Linked DNA regions of Mus musculus: all the other regions are linked to region 5. The links are chromatin loops, found by intact Hi-C in ENCODE. Cell type or tissue: left cerebral cortex. All regions are shown on one strand. Region 1 holds the start of Alpl (alkaline phosphatase, liver/bone/kidney). Region 2 overlaps Ece1 (endothelin converting enzyme 1). Region 3 has its middle 24 kb from the start of Gm32079. Region 4 overlaps Ece1 (endothelin converting enzyme 1). Region 5 overlaps Rap1gap (Rap1 GTPase-activating protein).

Evidence for each region. Peaks named below come from ENCODE experiments on the same cell type or tissue, not always from the same donor. Only the 100,000 strongest peaks of a DNase experiment are listed, where the experiment ranks them.
Region 1: it touches region 5 in a loop (7-fold over the local background); 34 of 42 quality-filtered maps call a loop at or near these places.
Region 2: it touches region 5 in a loop (3-fold over the local background); 28 of 42 quality-filtered maps call a loop at or near these places.
Region 3: it touches region 5 in a loop (7-fold over the local background); 32 of 42 quality-filtered maps call a loop at or near these places.
Region 4: it touches region 5 in a loop (4-fold over the local background); 28 of 42 quality-filtered maps call a loop at or near these places.

What each region holds. Positions count from the first base shown.
Region 1 is chr4:137,794,245-137,799,244 of GRCm38, forward strand. Alpl (alkaline phosphatase, liver/bone/kidney) reads right to left here and starts at 2,140. Exons shown (of 12, transcript NM_007431.3): 1 at 1,998-2,140. In left cerebral cortex, a CTCF peak has its summit at 2,223 (motif pointing left); DNase peaks (open chromatin) are centred at 1,441, 1,854 and 2,215; H3K4me3 peaks cover 776 bases.
Region 2 is chr4:137,943,568-137,948,567 of GRCm38, forward strand. It overlaps Ece1 (endothelin converting enzyme 1), which reads left to right. Exons shown (of 19, transcript NM_001369179.1): 9 at 1,450-1,592; 10 at 2,688-2,802; 11 at 4,977-5,000. Among named protein-coding and RNA genes, the nearest start is that of Gm52683, 37 kb to the left of the region's middle. In left cerebral cortex, a CTCF peak has its summit at 2,087 (motif pointing left); no DNase peak of the experiment used is centred here.
Region 3 is chr4:137,833,482-137,838,481 of GRCm38, forward strand. No RefSeq gene overlaps it. Among named protein-coding and RNA genes, the nearest start is that of Gm32079, 24 kb to the left of the region's middle. In left cerebral cortex, a CTCF peak has its summit at 2,665; DNase peaks (open chromatin) are centred at 2,664 and 4,586.
Region 4 is chr4:137,950,176-137,955,175 of GRCm38, forward strand. Ece1 (endothelin converting enzyme 1) reads left to right here. Exons shown (of 19, transcript NM_001369179.1): 13 at 1-58; 14 at 1,323-1,426. Among named protein-coding and RNA genes, the nearest start is that of Eif4g3, 41 kb to the right of the region's middle. In left cerebral cortex, CTCF peaks have their summits at 2,855 (motif pointing left) and 4,805 (motif pointing right); DNase peaks (open chromatin) are centred at 2,855, 3,740 and 4,209; H3K27ac peaks cover 1,379 bases.
Region 5 is chr4:137,727,522-137,732,521 of GRCm38, forward strand. It overlaps Rap1gap (Rap1 GTPase-activating protein), which reads left to right. Exons shown (of 24, transcript NM_001379234.1): 21 at 156-258; 22 at 739-842; 23 at 1,007-1,047; 24 at 1,354-2,340. The coding sequence ends at 1,015. Among named protein-coding and RNA genes, the nearest start is that of Gm52682, 8.2 kb to the left of the region's middle. In left cerebral cortex, a CTCF peak has its summit at 2,781 (motif pointing right); DNase peaks (open chromatin) are centred at 545, 723, 1,370 and 2,782; H3K27ac peaks cover 1,558 bases.

The DNA of each region.
Region 1 (5,000 bases), 67 kb after region 5:
GGGCTATTCCCAGCCGGGAGCTCCAGGCTCCCCTCCCAGGCTGTGTCCGGGAGGGAGGAGGACACCCAAGTGACAGTAAGGAAGGCTGAGTGCTTCCTCCCTGTCCAGCCCATCAAGGAATGGGCAGAGCCTGGGCAAAGGTGGTTGACAGGATCGCAGGGTTCAGAGGCAGTGACATAACCCTGTACACACTGATGCAATCTCTGCTGAGACTGGAGCTAGGGACAGCCACTGCTTTCTAAAGTATGTGAACCCGCTAAACATGTTGCAGGCTGTACAGCATGCTCCCCACCAATAGGGTCTACAGACCAAAGACTTCCAGCTCCTGTACGCCCTCAAGGAGAATCCCGAGCCACCGTGAGAGCAGAGCTGTGGCCAGATCACACAGTTTCACCCCATCTTGTTAGTACTATGTACTGGCTGCTCACTGTGACAACAGTGTGACATCTTGATCCCTTTTTTGGGGGAACTACGTCATCTTCATTCTACCATGTGACACTCAAATTTTCAAAGCCTGAAAAGAATTTATTATGCCAATGTTCGCCTCAATGAGTTGGGTGGGGGGAAGGGGTCGTTATTTACTGTTCCCTTCTCAGCACCTCGATCAGAGTTTAGCGCACAACTGATGCCTGGTAAGTATGTGTGGATCGAAGACACTCACTGTCTGGCCTATCGGGTCTTTTGATTCACTGTAGTCTTAACATATAGATGGGACCATCACTGACATGGCTGCGAACCAGCCCAGACCTGTCTCACTCCACCAGTAGGCTTCTGAGAAGCTGTGTTCTCCCCTAAGGGAACCAGAGACGGTTCAGGAATTGGAAAAGGAGGCAGAGACAGGAGACGGCCAGGGAGTGGGAGAGGAAAGAGCTGACTGGGGAGACCAGAGAGGCTTGGAGGGTGAAGGGCATACTGGGGGGGGGCTCTCCTTAATCTCCTGGGCTGTGGAGAATGGGCAACAGGGTTCAATGCCTAATGTCATTGCCTACATTGTCTAAAACTCTCTGTCCCTATTTGTAGTCTGTCAGGTGTCAGAGCAGTCCTTATCCAGCATTTAATAAACAGTTGCCCTAATTCTCAACCAGACTGAGAATCTGAGGCTGCCTGAGGGGGGGTCTTTGAATTCTTCTTGGAGCCAAACGTTCTTTCAGGCCTGAGAATAATCCCTCTGTTATATGTATGTGTGTGTGTGTGTGTGTGTGTGTGTGTGTGTGTGTGTGTGTGTGTGTGTGTGTGTATGATTTTGAGACCTAATCTTCCTAGAGTGTTAGAGTGGCCTCGAACTCACAGAGATCCTCAGCCTCCAGACTGCCAGCATCTCTCCAGAGTTGCCGCGCCAGCTTTCCTTTTTAATCAGGATTCACAGGCATACCCCAGAGTCCTTTGCAAGTCTTCCTTCCTCAGGCCCATTACGCGTTGAAAAGGATTACCATGGACAATGTGGGAGTAAGAATGAGGTTTTTTTCCTCCGTCTTGGGTCCTGCCGCTGTGACTGTGCCTTTAACCCTTTCTTACCCGCGCTGGGCAAGGCAGCAGCCCCACTCTCACCTGCACACAGCCTGGAACCGTTCACAGGCTCCTTCCGTTTCCTGGGCTCCCCCACTCTCAGACAGACACTAGCACGCGGTCTCCGATCTCTCCCGCCAAAGATCGCAGCACGTGCCTTCTTCCTGCTGCTCCCCAACTACTTTAGACACCAACGGGACAGAGTGCCAAGGGACCACGAAGGGCGCAGCTGTGGACTACGGAGGCGCGTGGGCACCGGGAGCAGGTGCTTAGCACGAGGGTGAGGTCCTGGGTAGCGGCTCAGCGGGCGCCACGTCCATCATCCTGCCAGGCCACAAGAGATGCGCGCGGAGTCCGGAGCGGGAGGTCGTGGGTCCCCAGGGAGCCTGACCTTCCACGTGTCCCCACCGTGGCTGGGACAGTCACTGCGGGACCGGCGGAGCGCGCGCGTGGGAGTCGCGCAAGCCACGGGCGCAGCATGCTTTCCTTACCTGCAGGCACTCGTGGGGAGGGTCTGTTCCGGCTCGCGAGCGGCAGCCCTAAGGAGCGCAGTGGCGGGAGCGTACTCTGGCGGCCACCTCCCCCGCCTGCTTATGAAGGCGGCCTGGCCGAGCACCCGCCGGCCTCCCCGCCCCCGGCCGCCCCGCCCCCGGCCCGCACCCCGAGCCCCAGGCGGGTGCCTCTGCGTTGCCAGGGCGCCCCCTGCCGGGAGCGCGGCGCTCGACCCGGCCCGTAGGGCTGCAACAGGCAGGGTAACCCGCCTTGCCTCTCTCTTTCCCTGCGGCTCATCCTGGCTTCAGGGTGCAGCTGGCTTGTCTTTAGGTTTGATTTCTCTGTAGGAGACTTTGTCCCTCGATGGTTGTCTTCCTGTGCCTGACCCTGCGCGTCTGTGAACCCACCTGGCTCCTTTTTTCTGTGCGTCTTTCTGCCTACACATCCTTGTCCGTCACCATGTGCACCTCTGAGCCTCACACCCTTACCCCTTTCCTATCCACTTTCTCTTTTGCCCTTAACTAAGTCAGTAGGAAGCAGAAGGAGACCCCTTGGACAGGGCCCTCCCTCCCTAATATCTGAAGAAACAGGGACTCAGGACATTCTGTCTGTCCCAGCCAGAAGCCCCAGGACCTGCCCGGGGCAGACCACTTCCCAGGCAGTGGAGCCAGACTGTCTAGGCCCACAGGCCTGCTCTGGTGACTTCGGGGGACTGGCCAAGGCTCTATAACCCGCAGACACTATCCCCTGGTTTTTCTTCCTTCACGTTATTGGGAGAGTTATAAGAGACCGAGTTTGGAACATGCACAGGAAACAAGGAAAGGCAACCGCTGGGTGCCAGTGGGCCTTATCCAGTTCCCCAAGGGCCACCACCTCCCTTCCCCTGAAAGCCAGTCTGGTTTTGAAGTCTCTGATTCGTTTCCTACTGTGAACTCCTGGAGGTAGGTTTGAATGCCACCACCATTTGAATACTTCCTCATTTCCTCCTAAGAGGAGGGTCTTATCATCGCTACTGAAGCTGACAAAACCCATCTGTACCTCTAATCCCCAACAGCCAGAGATTTGAAAGCAAAGATCAGGTTTCCCTGAACTCCATCTTCCTGGGCACCTAGGATTGATCACTTCTACCCTGAAGTTCCGTCTTAGGTCCAGGCATCTTCTATATGAGCTCTACTATTGAGCCCATTTTACAGGAGGAAAAGCAAGGCCCAGAGACAACATGTGACCTCATCGGTAAGTTCAGGGCCGGAACTGGAGCCTGATGCCAAAACCCAGGAATGCCTGGGTTTGTTTTCATTTGTTCTTGTATTTTAATAATTAATGCTGTTTATTTACAGCGGTGCTAGGAAATTTCCCTTGAGAAATAAGTTTATGTTTTTACAAAGTGAGACCAAGTATTGGGTAAATTACTCCTTATTTATGTATTTCATAGCAAGGTCATAATGGCAAAAGCCATTGGGGCGGTGAATAAATGAAACTTTGGTCATTTCCCGGCAGTCCTCGTCTGTAAGGAGCTGAGAGTTAAGACAGCAGTGAGCTCAGAACACAGCACTTGGCAATTACTTGCTAGCTAGCGCCAAAGGGCTCAAGATGACAAAAGGCTGGAGATTGTATCTGTGTGCCGAGGGACATCCGCATCATAAATGATCCCCCTTCCCAACATTGGCAGAGCTGAGAAGCTGAAGCAGCAGGCGCTGAAGGCTGAAGGGTCCTGTCTCTTACCACGGAGCCCCTCTCCTCTGCCCCCAACACCACACATGGAGAATGAGCAATTCTGGCTTGACTTATGGCTAGCCTGAGTCCATTGTGTCTTCATGGAGAATCGAAAGCACTCTCCAAGGGATCGGAGTGGCTGCTGATCTCCTTCTGCCACCTTCTTCGCTACACTTTCCCTGTTGTTGGTCTCTGACCCTCTAGAATTCAGTTGAAGAATTCAGCTCAGTGGTACAGCATTTGCCTATGTGCAGGAGACCCTGGGTCCCAGATTCAGCACAGAAGGAAGCAATCACCTGAGATGGTGTCTCCCAGCATCCCTTGCTTCCCTGATCTCTGGGTACCACTTTTGATGCAAGGAGGGGGGTCAGGCCTTCACATCAGGAGCCCAAACCCGCCCCCACCCCACCCCACCCCCTGCCCTAGCTCTGTCCTGGCTGGTTGGTAGGCTGACAAGGTACCTCTGGTTAAGCTGTTTGGTCCAGAACATTTGTAAATGGAGCCCAGATTCTGCAGGGCCAGGCCTGCTCAGCCGGTGGAAGCAGCCCCTTACATAGAACTCTCGCCGTCTTTTCTCCAGGGTACGATTCCGAGAAATAGGAAATGGCACCACCTGACCTCCAAGCTCCCGTGCCTGAGAGCTGTTCGTTCTTTCTCTTTGTCCATATTGACTTCATGCCATGAGCTCCCTGCTTGAAGTAAGGCCCAAGTTTCATAGTCACAGCTGGGTTGACTCACACACCTGTAATCCTAATATTCAGAGGGTTGAGGCAGGAGGATCACAAATCCAAGACCAAACAACTGCAGAGAGAGACCATATCTAAAAAAAAGGGGTCAGGGATACCAAGTAAGAGCCAGGGGTCCAGAAGCTTAGAGTAGGGACCTCAGTGGACAAGGACAAAGGAGAGGAGACAGCTGGGCCCCTGGGGGTAGGAAAGACATCTGAACTCTGGTAGGTGTTTAAAGGTGTGATTGTTATGTTTCAAGCAAAGCTCCGGTTTTGTGACTCCCGGGGCTCCCTCTGGCCCCACCTTCAACTCAGTATAAAAATGAACTTGGAGATTTGGATGGAGGGGCCTGCTGTATGGCTTCCTGAGTCCACACAGTGGGTCAGGCCGCCCAGAGCAGCCCTACATCCAGAATGGGGAGTAAAGTCCAGTAAAGTCCATCCTGAGCCGTCGGCTGAGGAACACTTCCTTTGTGCCTGTCAACCAGATGCAAAGCTCTTCTTCACAGTAAGCCTCATTTGGTAACCATGGAGGCAGACTCTCTAGCACCACTCTCCCCCT
Region 2 (5,000 bases), 220 kb after region 5:
TATTGATGGCGCCGTAGCTAAGAGTCAGGGGCGCATGATGCTGAAACAGTCTCCATCGCCCTGAAAGACCTAGAGTTCTGAAAAGCAGCATTCTAAAAATAACAGGGCATGTAGGTGACACGGGGCTGGAGCTGACCATTCCAACGTTGTGCAACCCTGCTCGGGGACACTGTGCTAAGTGAAGTTGGCCAGTTACAAAAGGGCAAGCCTTGGGGGCTGGGAGGTTGGGACAGAAGCTCAGTGAAAGGGCATTGGCCTTGAGTCTAAAAGCCCCAAGTTCAATCCCAAGCATCGGGGGAAAAATTTACAAGAACTGAAACTGTCTTTATGTCCAGTTATCTGAAGTTCTTGGGGCAGTAGAGAGCGGTAGAAGACAGAGTGGGTGTGGTTTCTACCCCTGGGGACTTGGGAAATAGGGAGTAGAATTCTTCAGCCTGGTAAAATGCTGAGAAACTGAGGCTGGAGGGGGGAGGGGTGGCCGCACTAAACTGAGTGTCTAAAGCTACACAGCTGGACTCATGCTTAAGGTGAGCCCCACTAGTAGGACACAGAAGCAGGGGGATCACTTCAAGTTCAAGGCCAACCTGGTCTACATAGTAATACTTTGTTGGGGGAAAAAAAAATTCATATGATGGTCCAGAGTTAGCTCAGCGGGTGATGGCTCCTGGACCAAGCTGATGACCTTAAATATGTTTTGTAATGGGGACAGCAGATATGGCGGTACGTGCCACTAATCCCAGCGCTTCAAATGAGGTTCTTGCTAGTTTTTTTTAAAGTGGGACTACAAGGAAATTACAAGTTTCAGTGGTAGCCATCAAGCCCATGTGTGTGGCACGTGTATTGGAAAAGATTCATGCATATAATTCCAAATGGTCCTGCCCAAAGAAAAGGCACAATTATCCCCATTTTTTATTATTTACTTATTTTGAGACAGGCTCTCACTGTGTAGCTCTGGCTGGCCTGGATCTTGCTATGTAGACCAGGCTGGCCTCAGACTCACAGAAATCCACCTGCCTCTGCCTCCCAAGTACCACTGGCTTCCGCTGCACCAGCTTTGAAATGAGGTCTCTTTTTTAAGTTTTTAGTGGTGTATGTGTGTGTTTCAGGATATGTACATGGCTGTGCAGATGCACACAGAGACCAGAAGAAGGTGTTGGATCTCCTGGAACTGGAGCTATGGGTAGTTGTGGGCTTCCTGACGTGTGTGCTAGGAACCAAACTTGGGTCACCTACTCTTTAGATGAGGTCTTGTCACTGGCTCCTTAAACTGCTACAGACAGACACTCTGGCCAGCCAGCCCTGGCTCTCTCTGCCTTGTGCTCTGACAGGACAACATCTTTCATACCTGCCGTTAGTCAGAAAGCCACAAAGCCTTCTGAGGAATGGCCGGAGACATGGGCTGAGGTAGAAGTGCCCTGGCCACCCTCACACTACCCTCTTCCCTTGCAGACCTTGGCACCTGCCATCAACTGGTTACCCTTTCTGAACACCATTTTTTACCCAGTGGAGATCAATGAGTCTGAGCCAATCGTGGTCTACGACAAGGAATACTTGAGACAAGTCTCCACCCTCATCAACAACACCGACAAATGGTAACGGCGACACACAGGGTGCTGACGGAACAAGGTGGTCTGGGATGGCTTCCTCAGGCTGGGTGGGGAACAAGTGACATTCAGTCTCAGAAAAAGAGTCCTGGGTGGGTTTCTGCAGGAGGCTCCTGGTTCTGACTACAGGTTCGAATCCCAGCTCCTCCTGGCATCCTTCCCCTGGGTCCCTCTCCCACCATACGGAGAGGCTGTGAGAGGTAGAAGAGTTACGAGAAGGAAGTCCTGGCCAGTCCTGAGACCCAGTAAAAACTGGGTACTGGTTTCGGTTAACACTCAGGGATACTTTTTACATTTTAAAGGCAGAAGTGTTGGAAGGTGTAAGGAAAAAAAGGAGCTCCTAGGAGTTGGAGAGATGATGGCTCAGTGGTTAAGAGCACTGACTGCTCTTCCAGAGGTCCTGAGTTCAATTCCCAGGAACCACGTGGTAGCTCACAGCCATCTGTAGTGGAGTCTGGTGCCCTCTTCTGGCATGTAGGTGTATCTGCAGATAGAGCATTTAATAGATCCTTTTTAAAAAAGGAGCTCCTAGGTTGTGTGTATTTGTGTTTATACATATACATAAGCGGTTTCCTGATCTATGGCATCCCCCTGTGAACAAGAGCAGATGTTTTGCCCATGGCCTCTGTCATCTTCCCTCACAAGATCCCAACGCTGCAGACATTTTTCCTGGCTTAGTAGTATTCCATCGCGTATACGTGTGTTAGTTTACCTTGCCCTGGGCAAGTGGTTAGATTAAATGGTCAAAGGTGAGGCCTGCAAGCACAGCAGAGGCACAGATAAGTTTCCTGTACCCTGGGGGTGGGGCAGAAGGAGCTGCCAATCATGGAACCTTGAGTCTAGCTGGGATGGAGTCACCAAGCAATGACATTTATTGAGTACCAACGGCATACAAGCAATTGCATTAAATACCAGAGGTTTTCTGTGGTGGAAGAGCTGGGCTTGACCCTCAAGAGCTTATGGTCCCCGTGCTTAGAGATCAGTCAGCAGTTGTATGGGCAGGCTGGAGGAGGGCCTGGGGCAGAAATGGAGTTTGAACGCTACCCAGGCGTCTCTGAACTCTCCCTGGTCCTGTCACCACAGTCTGCTCAACAACTACATGATGTGGAACCTGGTACGCAAAACAAGCTCCTTCCTGGACCAGCGCTTTCAGGACGCCGACGAGAAGTTCATGGAGGTTATGTATGGGACGAAGAAGGTGAGCGTGCTACCGTGCGTGCGCACTGCGCATGGGCCAGGGATGAGGGAGACCGTGGTTCCGGTGCAGCAGTGGCTGTGGGTCTCCTAAGGGAGGAGATTGAAGAGAGACATTGTGGGGGGGGGGGGGGACATGGGCGGGGCGGGGGGAGCTGCTGTCCGTGGGGGCCCAGGAGGGGACATGAGCCAGCAGGAGGTGAGCAAGAAGTAAGCACACTGAGCCAAAGAGCAAAGAGGTATCTTAGCAACGAAACGGATTGGGAGCAAAGGTGGCTTATAGACCCTTCGCTCTATCGATGGCTGCTTCCCTTGTGTGACATGTGATCCTCATGTGGAGGCCATCGTTTTTCTCTTGATTTACTCTCTCTGTGTGTGTGTGTGTGTGTGTGTGTGTGTGTGTGTGTGTGTGTGTGTGAAGGTCAGAGGACAACTTTCGGGGTCAGTTCTCCTATCAAGGATTCTGAGAATTGAACTCAAGTTGTCAGACTTGTGCAAAAAGCCCTTTTACCCACCGAGCTGTCTCCCCTGCCCTCTTGTCTTGAGACAGGGTCTCATGTAGCCCAGGCTGGCCTCTTGTTCCTTGCTGTGTCAACTGATGCATCACATATGAAAACCCTGTATTTTGGTGGCGTAGTGATGGTACACGCCTTTAATCCCAGCACTCAGGAGGCAGAGACAGTAAGTTTATGGCCAGCCTGGTCTACAGGGAGAGTTCCAGGATAGCCAATGCTACATGGTGAAACCCTGTCTCAAAAAAAAAGACAAGAAGAGGAGGAGGAAGACCTTGTTATTTTGATTATTATCTACATGTTGCTGTAGGGTACTTCACATTTTGATTACCCATCTGCCTGTGATGGGCATTTGTACTGTGATCGGTCTGGGGCTGATATGGATTAGGCTTTCTGGAGTGTGAGAGGCTGTTACTGCCAGCTCTCCAGGGTGAAGAGGACCCCCTAAGCAGCAGTTGTTTATGTAGAGTAGGGTGCCCGTGTGTGGTCACACTGTCCACCAGGGCTGCCATGCAGGAGCGAGTGGGAGCGAGGCCTCCCAGGGCTTCAGCCAGATCTCTGCCACAGCCACCACCTTGTCTGTAGTGTATGCTGGTCAGGCATCCTGTGGACGTGAGGCCTCAGGAGGAGAAAGAAGACTTCTGCTGTCCTGGAGCTGTGGTCTCTCTAGGAGGTTGCAGCAGGGTGGGGTCCTGGCCCCCTGGGAAGGTTCCGTACTGTTCAAGTAGACGTTCCCTGCATCCTCTGGGAGGCAGGAGGAGGCGGGGCTATGCTAGGAGGCTGGGGAGTGACTGACTTCCCACTCCAACCACCTTACCTTACCTGCCCTCACTTGCTCCAAGACCCTGGAGGGAAATTTATCTTGGTTTTGTTTTTAGGTGTGTGTGTGTGTGTGTGTGTGTGTGTGTGTGTGTGTGTGTGTGTGTGTGTGTGTTTGAGATAGGATCTCAAGTAGCCCAGGCAAGGCTTGAACTTACAATGTATCTGAAAAGGGTGACTGACACTGGTCCTTCTGCCTCTACTTCTTCAGTGCTGGGATTACAAGTATGCACCACCTTGCTCAGTTGTGTATGTGTCTGTGTGTCTGTCTGTGCGTAAGGCAGGGTCTTACTCTGTAGCTCTTAGCCTGGAACACACTATATGGACTATGCTGACCTGGAACACACAGAGATCTAGCTGCCTCTGTCTCCCGAGTGCTGGGATTAATGGCCTGCGCCACCATACCCAGCCCCACACCTAGCATTATGTGAAGCTGGGACATGAACCCAGGGCCCCTTGCATCCCACACTCTGTAACTGAGCTACATCCCCAGGTCCCAGAAGAGAAAGGGGAATCTTACTCTGTAGCCCAGGCTAGTCGCAAACCTCAGGTCACCAACTCAAGGCCACCATGCCTATCTTATTTTCCCTTCAGTACTGGTGACAGAATCTACAGCCTCCTGCATGCCAGGCAAGCACTCTGTCACGGAGCTGTATTCCTAGCCCTGAGTCTTCTCTGTTCAGTGCCTAAAGTAGCCTCCTCTGGGTCAGAAAACGTATCTCTGAAGCGCCAGGAGAAAGCACAGGCCCCTGGCGGCACGGTTCCTGGAGGGAAAGTGGGGAGGAGGGCTCGGCCCATGTACAATCATGTGTGTGCCCCACTGACAGCCATGTCTTATGTTTTCCAGACCTGTATTCCCCGCTGGAAGTTT
Region 3 (5,000 bases), 110 kb after region 5:
AAACAAAAAGTATATATTTTGGGGGATCTGGGCATAGAAATGCCTGCCTGCAGTCTCAGCCTTGAGAAGACACATGAGGGAGAATTACTAAAAGTTCAAGGCCAGCCTGGTCTACATAGGTAATTTTGGGACACCCATGGCTTCATAGTCAGACCCTATCAGTAATAATAATAATATATACATATATAATATATTATTAATGAGATATATACATAATGAGACCCTCTGAAGAAAAACCAAACGAAAGAAGCTATTCAGGCTATAGGTAAGGTTCAGCCCCATCTAGCATGCACAAGGCCCTGGATTTGATACCAAATACTCCAAATATGCATTTTTAATGAGCTGTAGAGATGGCTAAGCAGTTAAGAGCACTAGCTATTCTTGTAGAGGACCTGGGTTCAATTCCTAGCATCCACAGGGTGGTTTATAACCACCTTCATCTCTAGTTCTAGGGGAATCTGACCCCTTTCCATCTCAAACATACGGTTCTTATACATACATGACACAAAACACTCATATACATTAAAAAATTTAAAAACATATATGTTTTCCTTAAATTCTGGCTATGCATCTTATACCAATTTTTATATCTCTTTTCTTTTCTTTCTTTTTCTTTTCTCTTCTTTTTAAATTTTATTTATTTATTTTTTATTTTTGGTGGTGGTGGTGGTTCTTTGTTTTTCAAGACAGGGACTCACCTTGTAGCCCTGGCTGGCTTGGAACTCACAGAGATCCACCTGCCTCTGCTTTCCAAGTGTTTGAGATTAACCGTGTGCACCACAATGCCTCCCTGCCCTTAATCACACTCTTTGGGGGGGGGGGGGCGGGGTGTAGGAGGCAGAGTTTCTCTGTGCAGCCCTGACTATCCTGGAAGTAGTTCTGTAAACCAGGTTGGCCTTGATCTCACAAAGATCCACCGGCTTTTGGCTCCAGAGTGCTCTGATTGAAGGCATGCACCGTGACAGCCTGGCTTTAATCATACTTTAAAAAACAAACAAACAAACAAACCTTCAAAAAAAAAAAACCCTTACGTGTGTGTGTGTGTGTGTGTGTGTGTGTGTGTACACCACAATGTCCACAAGGAAGTCAGATGGAAACTTGGGGGAGTCAGTTTCTTCCATCATATTGGTCTGAGGAACTGATATCGGACTGCCAGGTTTGGCAATGAGCACCCCGGCTTAACCACCTCAGTGACCTTAATAATGTAAAAACATCTTTAGATTTATTTTATCTTATGTATATGAATGTTTTGACCGAGTGTATGTCTGCTCCATGTGCCTGCCTGGAAGAGAACATGGGATTCACTGGAACCCGAGTTACAGATGGGTCTGAGCCGCCATGTGGGTGCTGGGACTTGAACCCAGGTCCTCTGCAAGAGAAGCCAGTGCTCTAACCACTGAGCCACGTGTCCAACCCCGTTATAAGTTTTGGTAATTTTCCCACCCCCTACTCCCTCCTGGTTTACTAAAGATTTTGGAAACTGCAAATGGGTGTGACTTTCCGAACAGCTTTCTTCTGAGCATGCGCCTGCGCGGAGACTGTCTCATGGTTTTTCTCCTGTAGCCTGTTGATTAACATGAGAACTTAGTGGCTGCATTTTCTGAAGGTTAATTTTCCTTCTTTATCCAGGATAAGCCCCAGTTGGTGGCGCTTTAAAATAAAATAAACATAGGATTGAGCTAAGTGCCATCTTTGCCGCTGTTTCTCATATTTGTGTTCCAAGGGAGAAGAGCTTTTAATTGCCTTCCCTCAAGTTTGTTTTCAGTTTCGAAATTACCCTGTCGTATTAAAGACATTAACTATATCCTCTTTATTCTGAACCCCTTGCTTTAGAATTGAGACGTGGGATTTTATAAGCTCCCAAGGGGGCGTGGCAACAGTTTCTGTCCTGAAAACTCTCCCCCTGAAGGTGTCCCGAGCCTGGATGTTCCAGGCTGTGGGAGCGCCGGCCACCGCTAACTATACCTGATGATGCCCGTCAGGGCAGAGACCAGCTGCAGCTTCAATCCAGTCTCGCCGAGCTACAAGGGAGCTGGGTCTTGGTTTCCTCCTCCGCAAAACGTGGCGTTGGGTACAAGAATGTGGGGAGCTCTTCCAGCCCTGGCAATTGTGGGCCTCAAATGCTTCAGGGCCACCTCGTATGCTGCCACTGCTGTGGGTCTGCAAGCTCAGCGAGACGGGAAGAAGAGACACCAAGGGGGCCAAGTGTGATGGGCCCTTGTCCCCACCCCAGGGTCTCCCCGGCCCTCCACAGGCCCTATGCTACAGGTGCGGCTCTGGGTCTCTTGGAAGCTCCCAGTTCTCCTTTCCACACCCCATTTCCTCTTCTGCCCCGCCCCCTCCTCTGTGCCCCTGTGACTCCCTGATGTCAACTCTAACCCCCCAGTTCAGGTAGCCCTGCCAGCCTGTTTCATTCCCTAGCCCCTCCCACACAGATCAGCCTAGACTCTGTCCGCTCCTTTCTCCTCCCTAGCGGTTACATTCTTAAATCGAGCTGTTTCTTCGTCCACTTCCGCTACAGAGCCCCTGAACTCAAGTGTGGTACTTATTTCCCTTCTGGCTCATGAGCCACACAGATCAGCCTAGTGGCAGCTTCAGTCTTGTCCCCTGCATTGCTCTCTGGGTACCACAGCGCAAGGCTGCTCCGGTGTTCCTGTGTAGGTATCTGCTGCCCCTGCTGGTCAGTTTGTTATAAACACAGACAGCTTTCCAGGTCACCCTTCCCAACATTCAACATGGGGACGGGGTGGGAGGAGGGAGGCGTTGACAGCCAGACCAGACCAGATCCAGGAACCAGAAACTGTAATGAGTGGGGTTGTGTTTGTCCCCTTTTTTATAGGTTGGAAACTAAGATCTTAAGATAAAGTCATTTCATCAAGGGATAGAGCTAGACAAAATAAAATAAAATAAAATAAAATAAAATAAAATAAAATAAAATAAAAACCAGAGCATTTAGGACCAAAGCCAGTGCCTGTAGACATAATTACTCAGGAATTTGAAGCTGGAGGATGGCTTGAGCCAGAAGGACATAGATAGATAGATAGATAGATAGATAGATAGATAGATAGATAGATAGATAGACAGACAGATGACTGATAGATAACCCAGCTTTGCTTGGAGTTCAGAACCGCCTGCAGCTCCTTAGAAACTTTCCACTCTCCCAGAACTCTACTCCCAAGCATGGCATGCCTGTTCTTCTCTACTCTCAATGCGACACCTTCAGACTGTCCACACAGCACAGAAGGCTCTCTGCATTAGCATTAGCATCCTGCCGTAACGTCCCTTCCTGAGACAGCTGTGGTGGCAACCCACCTACAATCCCAGCACTTGGAAGTTAGAGGTGGCAAGCCATCACAGCACTTGGAAGGTGGAGGCAGAAGGATCAAAAGTTCAAGGTCATCTTTAACTACACAGCAAATCGAGCATCAGCCTCCGCAGCCCATCCTTCTACCCAGCCATTCCCCCATACCCTCTCCTACACACACAGTCTACCCCACACCCAACCCAAGCCCTCGCAAGTAGCTCATCTCAGGGGGTGGGGGGGGGTGGGAGGGGAAAGCAAAAGAGAAGAGCCTCCCTTGACCTGACCCAAACTGGAGCTGCCTGCCTATTTCCTTAGGAAGAAAGTCCTTAAGGGAAAGGGGGCAGGGAATGTAACTCATGCTGTAGCTCTTGTTGGTAGACACTTGTCTCGTGTGCACACATCCCGGAACTATAAGCTCACCATGGTGGGCTTATCTATCACCTATCTATCTGTCTATCTGTCTATCTTTCTATCTGTCTATCTATCTGTCTGTCTGTTTATCCATCTATCTATCTATCTATCTATCTATCTATCTATCTATCTATCTATCTATCTATCTATCATCTATCTATCTATCTAATCTACCATCTATCTATCATCTACCTATTATTTATCTACTTATCTATCATTTACCTATCATTTATCTACTTATCTAGCATCTATCTATAATCTATCATCTATCCATCTATCATCTACCTGTCATCTACCTACCTGTCATCTATCTATCTATCTATCTATCTATCTATCTATCTATCTATCTATCATCTACCTACCTATCATCTCTCTATCATTTGTCTGTCTCTGTCTGTCTGTCTATTACCTACCTATAACTACACACTGTAATCTCAGCACTCCAGAAACAGAGGCAGGAGGATCAGAAGTTCAAGATCACCCTCAGCTACACATGGAATTCAGTGTCAACCTGGACTACATGAGACTCTGTCTTATACTGGGGTGGGGGTGGGGGTGGAGGTGGGGAGGGATCCTGGGAATATGGGTCCATAGTAGAGTACTGACCCTGAGTTTGGCACCTGATGCCAATAATAAATAAACAAACAAACAAACAAACAAGCAAGCTTTGGGGAGGACTGCCCGTTTGTTTTCTTCTCCTTCAGCACGGGCTATTCTGGATTTTGTCCCATGCTTGCCAAGTCACGCTGACCGGATGTTCCCTAAGCCAGCAGCCCATGTCCTGCTGACTCAGTACACTTGACCTCTTGCTTGGCAGCCCTCAGCACCCGGGGATGAGAGTTCTGTCCTCTGTGGTCAGAGCTCCTCCTGGTTTTGTTTCCTCCCGTTTCTACTTCTCAGTCTCCTCTGCAGATCGCTGACACTCCCCAGCCCCGTCTCAGACCCTCCCCTCCATCCTGTTCTCTCCTAGGGTGTCCACAGAAGGACTAGCAGCCCTCCCATGCACGCCACCTCTGTGGGGTACCTCCGTTGCAGGGGGTGTGTTACTGGTTTACAGCAAGGTCCTCAAGGTGGCGCAGCCTACCTGTCTATCCTGCAGAGATGTGGAGGCCTTACTCTGACTTAGCCTTTCCTCTGATCCTAAGAGGGACATCCAGCTGCTTGCACTTCTCTCCTTAAATGTGGGAAGCCACATGTGCCGTTGCAGAGTGGCACTGACTACTGCTGGCCACCACACATAAGTTTGGACAAACAACCAATGTGTACATATGCAGTAAAGTTTTTT
Region 4 (5,000 bases), 220 kb after region 5:
GATAGGCTACCCCAACTTCATCATGGACCCCAAGGAGCTGGACAAAGTCTTCAATGACGTAAGTGGCTTCCACATGCCCCTCAGACTCCCCGATGCCCATGTGAGGAAAGGCCAGGGTGGTGGCTCTCAGCCTGTACCATCGTGATGGGGGGGTGGGGTTAGGGATATGGGCATGAGGAAGGTTTCCCCTGTTCCTTTATGTTCCTGGGTCAGTGGGAGCCCCTGTCTCCCCAGAGCCACCATCACCCATTGTTTGGTGGTTATTACTGGAACATAAGCTCTGTGCCTCACTAGGAATGGCCAGCTCCAGGGAGGGGCCCCAACACCATGGGACAGAAAAAAGGACAGGGGGGAGTAACCAGACAGGGCAATGTGCATCTCTGATCCTAGCACTCCAAAAGCTGGGGCGGGAGGAACAGGGTTCAAGGCCAGCTCTGGCTACTTGGCAAGTTCACAGTCAGCCTGGACTATAAGGTAGACCCTATCTCAGACAGACAGACAGACAGACAGACAGATCCAAAGATTAAGGGAGGTACTGGAGATCTGGCTCGGTGGTTCAGAGCGCGTACTGCTCTTACAGAGGACCAGAGTTGGGTTTTCAGCACCTGCATTGGGCAGTTCTCACAACCATCTGTAATGGGATCTGATGCCCTCTTCTGGTGTGTCTGAAGAAAGCCATAGTGCACTCAACATAAAATAGATCTTTTTAAAAACTGACCATATTAGCTAAGACAGGCATAGGATATGTCTGTCAGCACTGGACATAGTCTTGCTGAAGTCCCAAGTGCTATTATGTTAGGGTGGCACATAGCATCGTGACCCTCTCAGGCACTCTTGGGTAACAGTTCTAGGGTGTCTTTGAAAGGGAGAGTCAAGCCAGGACAGTGGTGGCGCATGCCTTTAATCCCAGCACTCGGGAGGCAGAGGCAGGCGGATTTCTGAGTTCGAGGCCAGCCTGGTCTACAGAGTGAGTTCCAGGACAGCCAGGGCTATACAGAGAAACCCTGTCTCGAAAAACCAACCAACCAACCAAACAAACAAACAAAAAGAGAGAACCTGAGCCCTCCATTCCACTCTCTGGCCTTGTGGGGCCTGAGTTCTCACAATTCTAGAAGGTTCCCAGCCTAACTGTTCTCTGGTTTTTTTCAAGACAGGGTTTCTCTGTATAGCCCTGGCTGTCCTGAAACTCACTCTGTAGACCAGGCTGGCCTCGAACTCAGAAATCTGCCTGCCTCTGCCTCCCAAGTGCTGGGATTAAAGGCATGCGCCACCACGCCCAGCCTAACCGTTCTCTTACAGGAGTCTCTGCTTTATTTCCTCAGTACACAGCAGTTCCTGATCTCTACTTTGAGAACGCCATGCGCTTTTTCAACTTCTCATGGAGGGTCACAGCTGACCAGCTCAGAAAAGCTCCCAACAGAGATCAGTGAGTTCCCCAAGGTGTGGGCTCCTTGCACACCGGGAGACCCAGGGTGACCTGAGGTTGGGGGGGGCACTTGGCTTCATTGCTTGCGTTTGTGAACCAGAGACAGGTGTTCTAAGCACCCTCCGAGGGATGGAGGTGCTTCTCTGGCCAGCAAGGTTCCTGGCTGGGGGTGGGTGGGTCAGCATCACCCCTCACCTGGCCTGCTAGCAGAGTGGTCAGCACCCCGGAGCCGAACAGAGCCGGCTTCCTGTCGCACGCAGCATTGCTGATTCAGCAGCCGTCAGAGCTTGCTTCTCCTTCTTGCCCGTGGGAAGGAAAAAACATGGTCTTGGATCATTGGGCAGGGCCCCCATGTGGTCCTCAATTCCCCATGAACAAAAGTGGTGGCTTTTCCATAGGGGTTTGAAGAAGATTCCGGATGGGCCCCAGCCACTCGAACTGCTGAACCAAGCTGTACCACAGCAGGAGCACCTGAGGGCCTTTTTCAGAGACACAACCTAGGTGCCGGGGTGTGGCCCAGTTGGTAGAGTGCTTGCCTTTTACCTGCAAAGATCTAGCCTTGATCCCCAACCGTGCAAACAAACCCCAGAGCCTCTTAAATCAGAATAACCAGTAGGGAGACCCAGTGTCCGTCTTCCACTGTCTTTGAGGATGGGGTTTTAGCATGTTGTCCAGGATTGCCTTGAACTCCTGAGCTCCACTGCTCCTCCTGCCTCAGCGTCCCCAGTGCCTCACAGTGAGCACATGCCGCTGCACACAGCTTTGGGTGTGTTAGTATTTTATTTAGTAAGAAAAAAAGTGCTTGCTATAGAAGTATGGAGGCACTGTGATCTGTCACGTCGGTGCAGGCAAAGGAGACAAGACCCCGGAGCTTGTCCCACCTGCCGGCCTAGCCAAGCTGGCAAGCTCCAGGTACCATGAGAGATCTTGCCTCAAGAAATTGAGATGGACAGCAGTAGAGGAAGACACTCAACAATGACCTCTGGCCTCTGCACACACGTGTGCACACATGTGCATATGCCACACTCACAAATAAATAACACTCAAGCATGCACCGCACACAAACAAAGATAGATAGATAGATGGATGGATGGATGGATAGATAGATAGATAGATAGATAGATAGATAGATAGATAGATAGATAGATAGATAGATAGATAGATAGATAGATAGGACAGACAGACAGACTCACTCTAGCTAAGCATGTATATAATACTCATGGGTAGAGAACTTGCCTGGTGTGAATGAAGCCCTGGGTTCCGTGCCCTGGTCGCAAAACAAAAACAGCACAAAACAAACAAACAACATCTCTTCAGAAAAGTCAGACGCCCTCTCAGCTCAGTGTTCCTCAGATTAACTTTCTGACTCCAAAACATCTTTTGCAGAATTTGTAACCTAGGTGATGACAACTCCCCTTTGCCTCTGGCGCCCTCTTGTGGACAGGAGATTCAGACACCTGTTTCCTCTAAGCAAAAGATGGGCTTCAGATGGGCACAGGCAGGGCTGCCAATTCATCTGAATTTTTTTTAAAGATTTATATATTTATGTATGTATGTATGTATGTATGTATGTATGTATGTATTTATATGTATGTGAGTACACTATAGCTGTACAGATGGTTGTGAGCCTTCATCTGGTTGTTGGGAATTGAATTTATGACACATCTGCTCACTCTGTGGGTGGTTGTGAGCCACCACGTGGTTGCTGGGATTTGAACTCAGGACCTTCGGAAGAACAGTCAGTGTTCTTACCCACTGAGCCATCTCTCCAGCCCAAAGATTGATTGGTTGATTGATGGATTGATTGGTTTTATATAAGTGAATGTTTTACAGATCGGTTTAGCTGACTTGAATTAACATACAATTCTTAGCTGTCTACTTAGATTAATTTATATTTCCTGCTTTTGGCTTTGTTTCCCACAAGAATCAGCTTCACTCTAGGGCTAGCTGGCATTATCAGTTCCTCTTCCTCTTCTTCCTCCTCTTCTTCTTCCTCCTGACCTCATTATCCTCCTGCCTCAGCCTTCTGGAGTTCTTGTGACATTCAGCAGTTACTGGATGCCGGTTGCATGCCGGATTCTGTCCATTTGATTTCACTGATTTATCTCATCCGATCTTCTGAGTCCCTCTTGGTCTGGCTGCCTCTCTTGGTGTGTGGCTCCTCGTCTCGGCATTTCTTCTAGGCTCTGCCCCACAGTTACCTGGCAACCTTTACAATGTTTTTCATGACATAGATGAGTATTTTGCCTGCTTTTCTGTTTGTGTACCGTGTGCATGCCTGGTGCCCACAGAGGTCAGAAGAGGGGTCAGATGCTCTGGATCGAGAGACACAGATGGTTGTGAGCTGCCATGTGATAATGAGAACCAAATCCAGGTCCTCTGCCAGAGCAACAAGTGCAGTCAGCAGTGGTGGTGCACGCCTCTAATCCCAGCACTGGGGAGGCAGAGGCAGGCGGATCGGAGTTGAGGTCAGCCTGGTCTACAGAGTGAGTTCCAAAGTTTTGGAAAAACAAACAAACCAAAAATGTACAAAAAACAAGAAAGAAAAGAAAACAAACAAAAAAGTGCTCTTAACTGCTGAGCCATCTCTCTAGCTCCCATGAATCTTTTCTCGGTAGGTAGATAATTGAGTGGATGATAAAAACAGAGGTATTGATAAAAACAGAGGTTTACTGTTTTCAGGACCAGCTCTGGGGGTGGAATCAGCCTTTCTCTACAACTGTGCTCAGCCCCAGTCTCCTCAGCTTTCTTTATTTCTGGTTTAGCAGGCAGCTGGGTTCTCATGTCTGCCTCTATATCATCCACTCTAACAGTTTGCTTAAGAGTATATATAGAAAAGCCAGCCTCACACAGACAGCCAGTTAGGAAGTGGGAAGGTTTTTGTTGGTCGTGGTTTTTCTTTTGGATTTTTTTGGGACAGGGTCTCTCTACCTAGCCTTGGCTCTCCTGGAACTCATTATGTAGACCAGGCTGGCTTCAAACTCACAGAGATCTGCCCACCTTGGCCTCCCAAGTGCAGGAATTAAAAGTCTGTTCCACCATGCCCAGCAGGAAAGAGGAAGACTTTAATAGTTGTGCATAGTCTAATGCTTGTACATATTACTATCCCTTTTATAATAATAATAAAAAAAATTAGCTGGGTGGTTGTGGCTTATGCCTTTAATCCCAGCACTCAGGAGGCAGAGGTAGGCGAATCTTTGAGTTACCAGGCCAGCCTGATCTATAGAGGGACTTCCAAGACCTAGGGCAACAGATAGAAACTCTTTTTTCAGGGGGGTGGGGGAAGAACGAAAGAAAGAAAAGGATTTTTACCTATTTTACGCATGTATTTATTTTATGTATATATGTCTACCACACGCATGCAGTTCCTCTGGTGACCAGAAGAGAGCATCAGATCCCCTGGGACTGGATTTACGGGCCATTGTAAGCTGCCCTATGGCAGCTGGGACCTGAACCCAGGTCCTCTAGAAGGGCAGCCAGTGCTCTTAGTCACTGAGCCATCTCAGCCCACCCCAAGATTATTTTGAAACCTTACATTCTTGTCATGGGTAACAGATGACATCAGTTGTTTTCC
Region 5 (5,000 bases):
TGCTGGCCTCCTAGAGTGGAGGTGCAGGGGCCTTCACAGGCTGTTGGCCTCTGAGACCCAGACCAGGAGAACATCTGCAGATGTGTGTGTTGCCCGAACAAAGGAGGGGGGTGGGGCGGGGCTGTGGGTGGGGCTGACCTCCCCCCCCTCCCCAGGAGAGCGTGTCGTCCTCAGGAACTCCCCATAAGCGGGACTCCTTCCTCTACAGCACATGGCTGGACGACAGCGTGAGCACCACGAGCGGGGGCAGCTCCCCAGGTACCAGGCTAGCAGTGCTGGGGGAGGGGCGGGGCCAAGCTCCCCAATGCCAAGCTAGCTGTGCTGGAGGAGGGGCGGGGCCAAGCTCCCCAGGTACCAGGCTAGCAGTGCTGGAGGAGGGGCGGGGCCAAGCTCCCCAATACCAAGCTAGGAGTCCTGGAGGAGGGGCGGGGCCAAGCTCCCCAATACCAAGCTAGCTGTGCTGGGAGAGGGGCGGGGCCAAGCTCCCCAAGTACCAGGCTAGCTGTGCTGGGAAGGGGGCGGGGCCGAATATGGGAGCCTGATGTGACAGCCTCTTACGTGGGGCGGTGATCCAGAGGATGGTAGAGGGTAGCTGGGAGGTGAATTGAGGGTGAAGACCCCTAAGGGAGGGACCAGGCAGGGTGGGGGAACCCCAGTGCCAGTCACCCATCCATGCCTGCATCTCCTTGGTGCCTCCTCTTGGCCAGTGAGGTGGCTCCCTCCTGCCCCCCTTCCCAGGCCTCACACGGTCACCCCACCCAGACGTCGGCAAGTCGGGGGACCCTGCGTGTCCCGAGATCAAGATCCAACTGGAAACATCTGAGCAGCACACACCCCAGATGGTACACGGGGACTCCTCCTGGGAGAGGGTAGAGCCGGTTGGGGACAGGGACCCAGGGACCCAATGGCTGGGGTGCCCCACTAGGCCAGAAGGACTGGGCTCTTCCAGTGACTTCTGGTTTCCTGTGTCTCCTGCCCCCACCTCCGGCTGCATCTGTCCCCACAGGGCTGCTAGCTGTCACCTCATCAGCAGGCGGGACTGAGCAGGTCAGCTGGTGCTCACTTGGATCCTCTGGGGTGGAGGAGGGGATGAGAGCCCCCCGGGCTGGGCAGGACTCTCCAGCCTCGGTGGCTGCGGGCCTGGACTACTCTTGACACCTTTTAGCCTTGGGTTCCCTATTTGTGCAGTGGGCACACAGTGCTGCCTCAACTCTGCCTATGAGTTGTTAGGGAGCTTGATGGAGCCAAAAGAACTGGGCGAGCATGGAACATGGGGCGAGCTAGGGATGCCCGTGGGATGGGAGGAGAAGCTGTTGCCATCTTCCTCTGAGTCTCATCTCCCGTTCCCTGCAGAGGAGGCCTCAGAAGCACAAGAAGATGCCGCACCACATCCAGGCAGCTGGCCCTCTGCCCCACAGCCACCCCAGCCCCTGGCGCCCCTCCCTCCAAGCCCTGGGCCCGCCCATCTGGGCTGTCTCCGCAGGGCGGAGCCATCCAGAGCTCTCAGAATGGATGCTGCCGGCATCACCGCCCCCACCCCACCCTCAGGCTGGAGCTCTGGGTGTGGGCAGGGACTGTGGCCCTGGATTGCCCTCACTTGGGCCTCTGTCACACCGGGTTCCCCTCTGGAGCCACGGGGAACAGGGTAGGAAAAGGAGAAGAAGCACCGTGCGCATACAGCCCACCGCAGAAGCAGCAGGTGCAGGGTGCGCGAATGCGCAAGCGCCGGGCAGAGTCCCGTGCGGCTTCTGCTGTGGGACGTGGGCCAGGCACCCTCATTCTCTGGGCATCTCTGCTGCAAGTGGACAAGAGTATTTCAGAGATCACTGAAGCCTGAGTCCATGCACCTGCCCCAGGAGGGGGCCATTGTCCTAGGGACCGCCTATCACGCCGACTGCTTCCCGAGGCCCCGGGTGGGCTAAGGGGCTGGGTCTGCTTCACCAATCACCCAACCTGAGTCCCCCAGCTTTACCACAGAGCTGCCAACGTCCTTTCACTGTCTCCACACGATGGCCCAGTATCCTTGGTTGTGGATAGGGTCATCCCTGGCTCCTCACCCAGCACCCAGCTTAACCCTGCCACCCCACACTCCTGGGAGCACTGGGCTGAGGGGGTCTCAGCTGGTCTGGAGTCCAGACCTCGCCATCCCCTGCCCACCATTGCCGTGGAGGGGGCTGCCAGGCATAGCTGCTGTGAGCCATGTCCTTGTGTGTGTCTGTTCACTCTTAGGAGCCACGCCCAAGGCGAGACTTCCAGCCCCAACACCCACTTTGGAAGCCCTGTGGCCACATGTATGTCAGTAAGGGTTGTACAAAATAAATTCTATTTATCGCTATTGTACCCGGAGTTAAGAACAGCTTTGTGTAAACCCTGCCTAGACACACGAGGACCCAAGGTGGACAGAATATACCTGTCCCCTTTGGTGCTGCCGAGGCCAGGGTGCCTCCAAGGCCAGCAGGTCACAGGGTCTGTGAACACCAGCTGAGGCCTCCTCTTCATGGCCCCACTCTCCGACCCCATACCTGCCATGTGTCCTTCCCTATGGAGAAAGTGTGGTTTTGAAGTCTGCCCTGGCACCATCTCTCCTTAGCTTGGTGGTGAGGAATTCCATCTCTCTCCTCTCAGAGGAACAGGAAGAGCTCATGATCTCCTCAGGGGCTGTAAACATGCAGTGAGCTGGTTCCCACTGTTAACAGGCATACAGTCTGGACAGCATATAACTAACAGTTTCCTTTCCCATCTCATGTTCCGCAAATCCCAAGTTTCCCTTGTATGGCCACCAGGGGGCACCAGAGGATCACCATCTGGGCAGAGAAGCGGACAGAGTCCCTTCCCTGCCTGATAGCATAGGACCACAGGCTTAAGGGTAAAAGGGTGGACAGAAAGGGCAGAGGAGGTAGAGTCTCTAGAGGAGAGGGGCTTGTGTGTGTAGAGAGTGGAGAACATCTCAAACTGGGGGAGAGGGGGGGCTCCAAAGTGAGGACAGCCATAGAGGAGACACGGAGATAGGCTGGGGTGAGGCCAGAGACCACATGGTTTTGAATGCCAAGACTTCACGCAGAAGACAGTGGAGGGATACACTTAGAACAGTGCTGGCTGTTAATGGAGTGCTGGTGGGCCCGCTGGCTGGTAGAATCCTGGAGGATGGGTTCCCTTAAGGAAAGAGCCACAGGAGATTCATTCAATGGCCTTGCAAGTAGATATCCAGTTGTGCTCTGAGGGAGACACCATCTTAGTGTCCCTAGAACCCCGGTGCCCCTACCTCACTCTCACCTCCCCAGGAAGATGCTGAGGGTACTTTGAGGCTCTCTGAGATGTACCATGCCGTTTTTTGACAGGGCTGTTCTATGACCCACGGACGCCTCAGGCCACCCAGAGGCCATGACTCATACCCTAACTCCAGCCCTGACCAGCAGGGTTTGGCTCCAAGCTTCCCTGGCTGCGTTGTTCCTCAGCTCTACAGTGCGTTCTGCTCCAGCCTATAGCTTGCAGTCATGGCATCCAGAAATGAGCTTCCTGGGCACTGGCTCTGAGTTCACTCTCCTAGTGAGCTCGGCCCCCTGTCCCTCCTCTGTGGTCCCTGATGTGAGGCTCAGGGAATGAGACCTCATGGCGATCTTGGTGCTAGAGCTGTGGGGACTCAGATAATACTGAGGTGATGTTGGGGGCAGGAGCAGAGCTGGTATAGCCTCTGAACACAGATAACCATGAACAACCTTACTGCCAAGCCTTCAGATGGTGCCGTCAGACCTGTGTCCAGAGGACATTGCCGCACGGGCTGGCTCCACACAAGTATAGCTGGAATTGAGTGGTGGTGACACACACTTTTAATCCCAGTACTCAGAAGGCAGAGGCAGGCAGAACTCTGTGGGTTCAAGGCCAGCCTGGTCTACAGAGAGAGCTCCAGGAAAGACAGGGCTACACAGAGAAACCCTGTCTTTTTAAAAAAATGGAAGGAAGGGAAGAAAGAGGAGGAGGAAGAAAAAAGAAGAAGGATGAAGAAGAAGAGGAGGAGGAGAAGAAGAAGAAAAAGAAGAAAGAAAGAGAGAAAGAAAAGAAGGAAGAAACAAAGAAACAGAAAGAGAAAGAAAGGAAAGAGAAAGAAAGGAAAGAGAAAGAAAGAAGAGAGAAAGAAAGAAGAGAGAAAGAAAGAAGAGAGAAAGAAGAGAGAAGAGAGAAAGAAGAGAGAAAGAAGAGAGAATGAAGAGAGAAAGAAGAGAGAGAGAAGAGAGAGAGAAGAGAGAAAGAGAGAAGAAAGAGGTGTTGTTGCCTTTGGAAATGCTTCCCTAAGCCCCACCACCACAGGCTTTTTGGCTGATCATCCCTTCGTGGGGATTTGCTCATTTGTGTACCCAATTCTCTGGATCTGTTCAGAGCTGATCTAGATCAAGGGGCCCTGGGGAAACACAGGTGAGTCGCTAGGAGAACAATCCCTGGCCAGCCCAGCCAGCCCCGCCAGCCCTGCCAGCCTCCCTGCCTGGCCACGCCAGCCTTGCTGCAGGAAGAAGCGTCCAGGCCACCACGGCCCAGGCCGTTACTCTCAAGCTCCAAGGTGGGGCTCAGGGAGGCCGAGGACGCATGGGATCAAAGTGGACAGTGCTGTTTCTCTTGTCCCCCTGCCAGTTCTGTGCCTACCCTGGGTTCTGAGGTGGGGAGGGCATGCAGGGACACCAACTCCAGGCTGGAATTAGGGCTAGGGCGGGGGTCACCAGTTCCGGGAAGCAACTGGCTCTGTTAGAAATATCCTGGGCTTCTGGAAACAGCAGCACTCTCCCAGGAGACAGTGGGGGCAACTCACACCCCTGGCATCCCAGCTCCCTGTGGGCAAGACTCTCTAAGTGTCACCTTAACAGGACAAACTATGATCCCAAACACTCATACCTCTAAGGAGTCGTGCATGAAGACTGGTGCAGAATCCATGTCTATAGCATCCCACCCACACCCACAGCAAAGGTGCCCCCGGACATCTATGGCCAACTCCAGGACAACTTTGCCAAAGT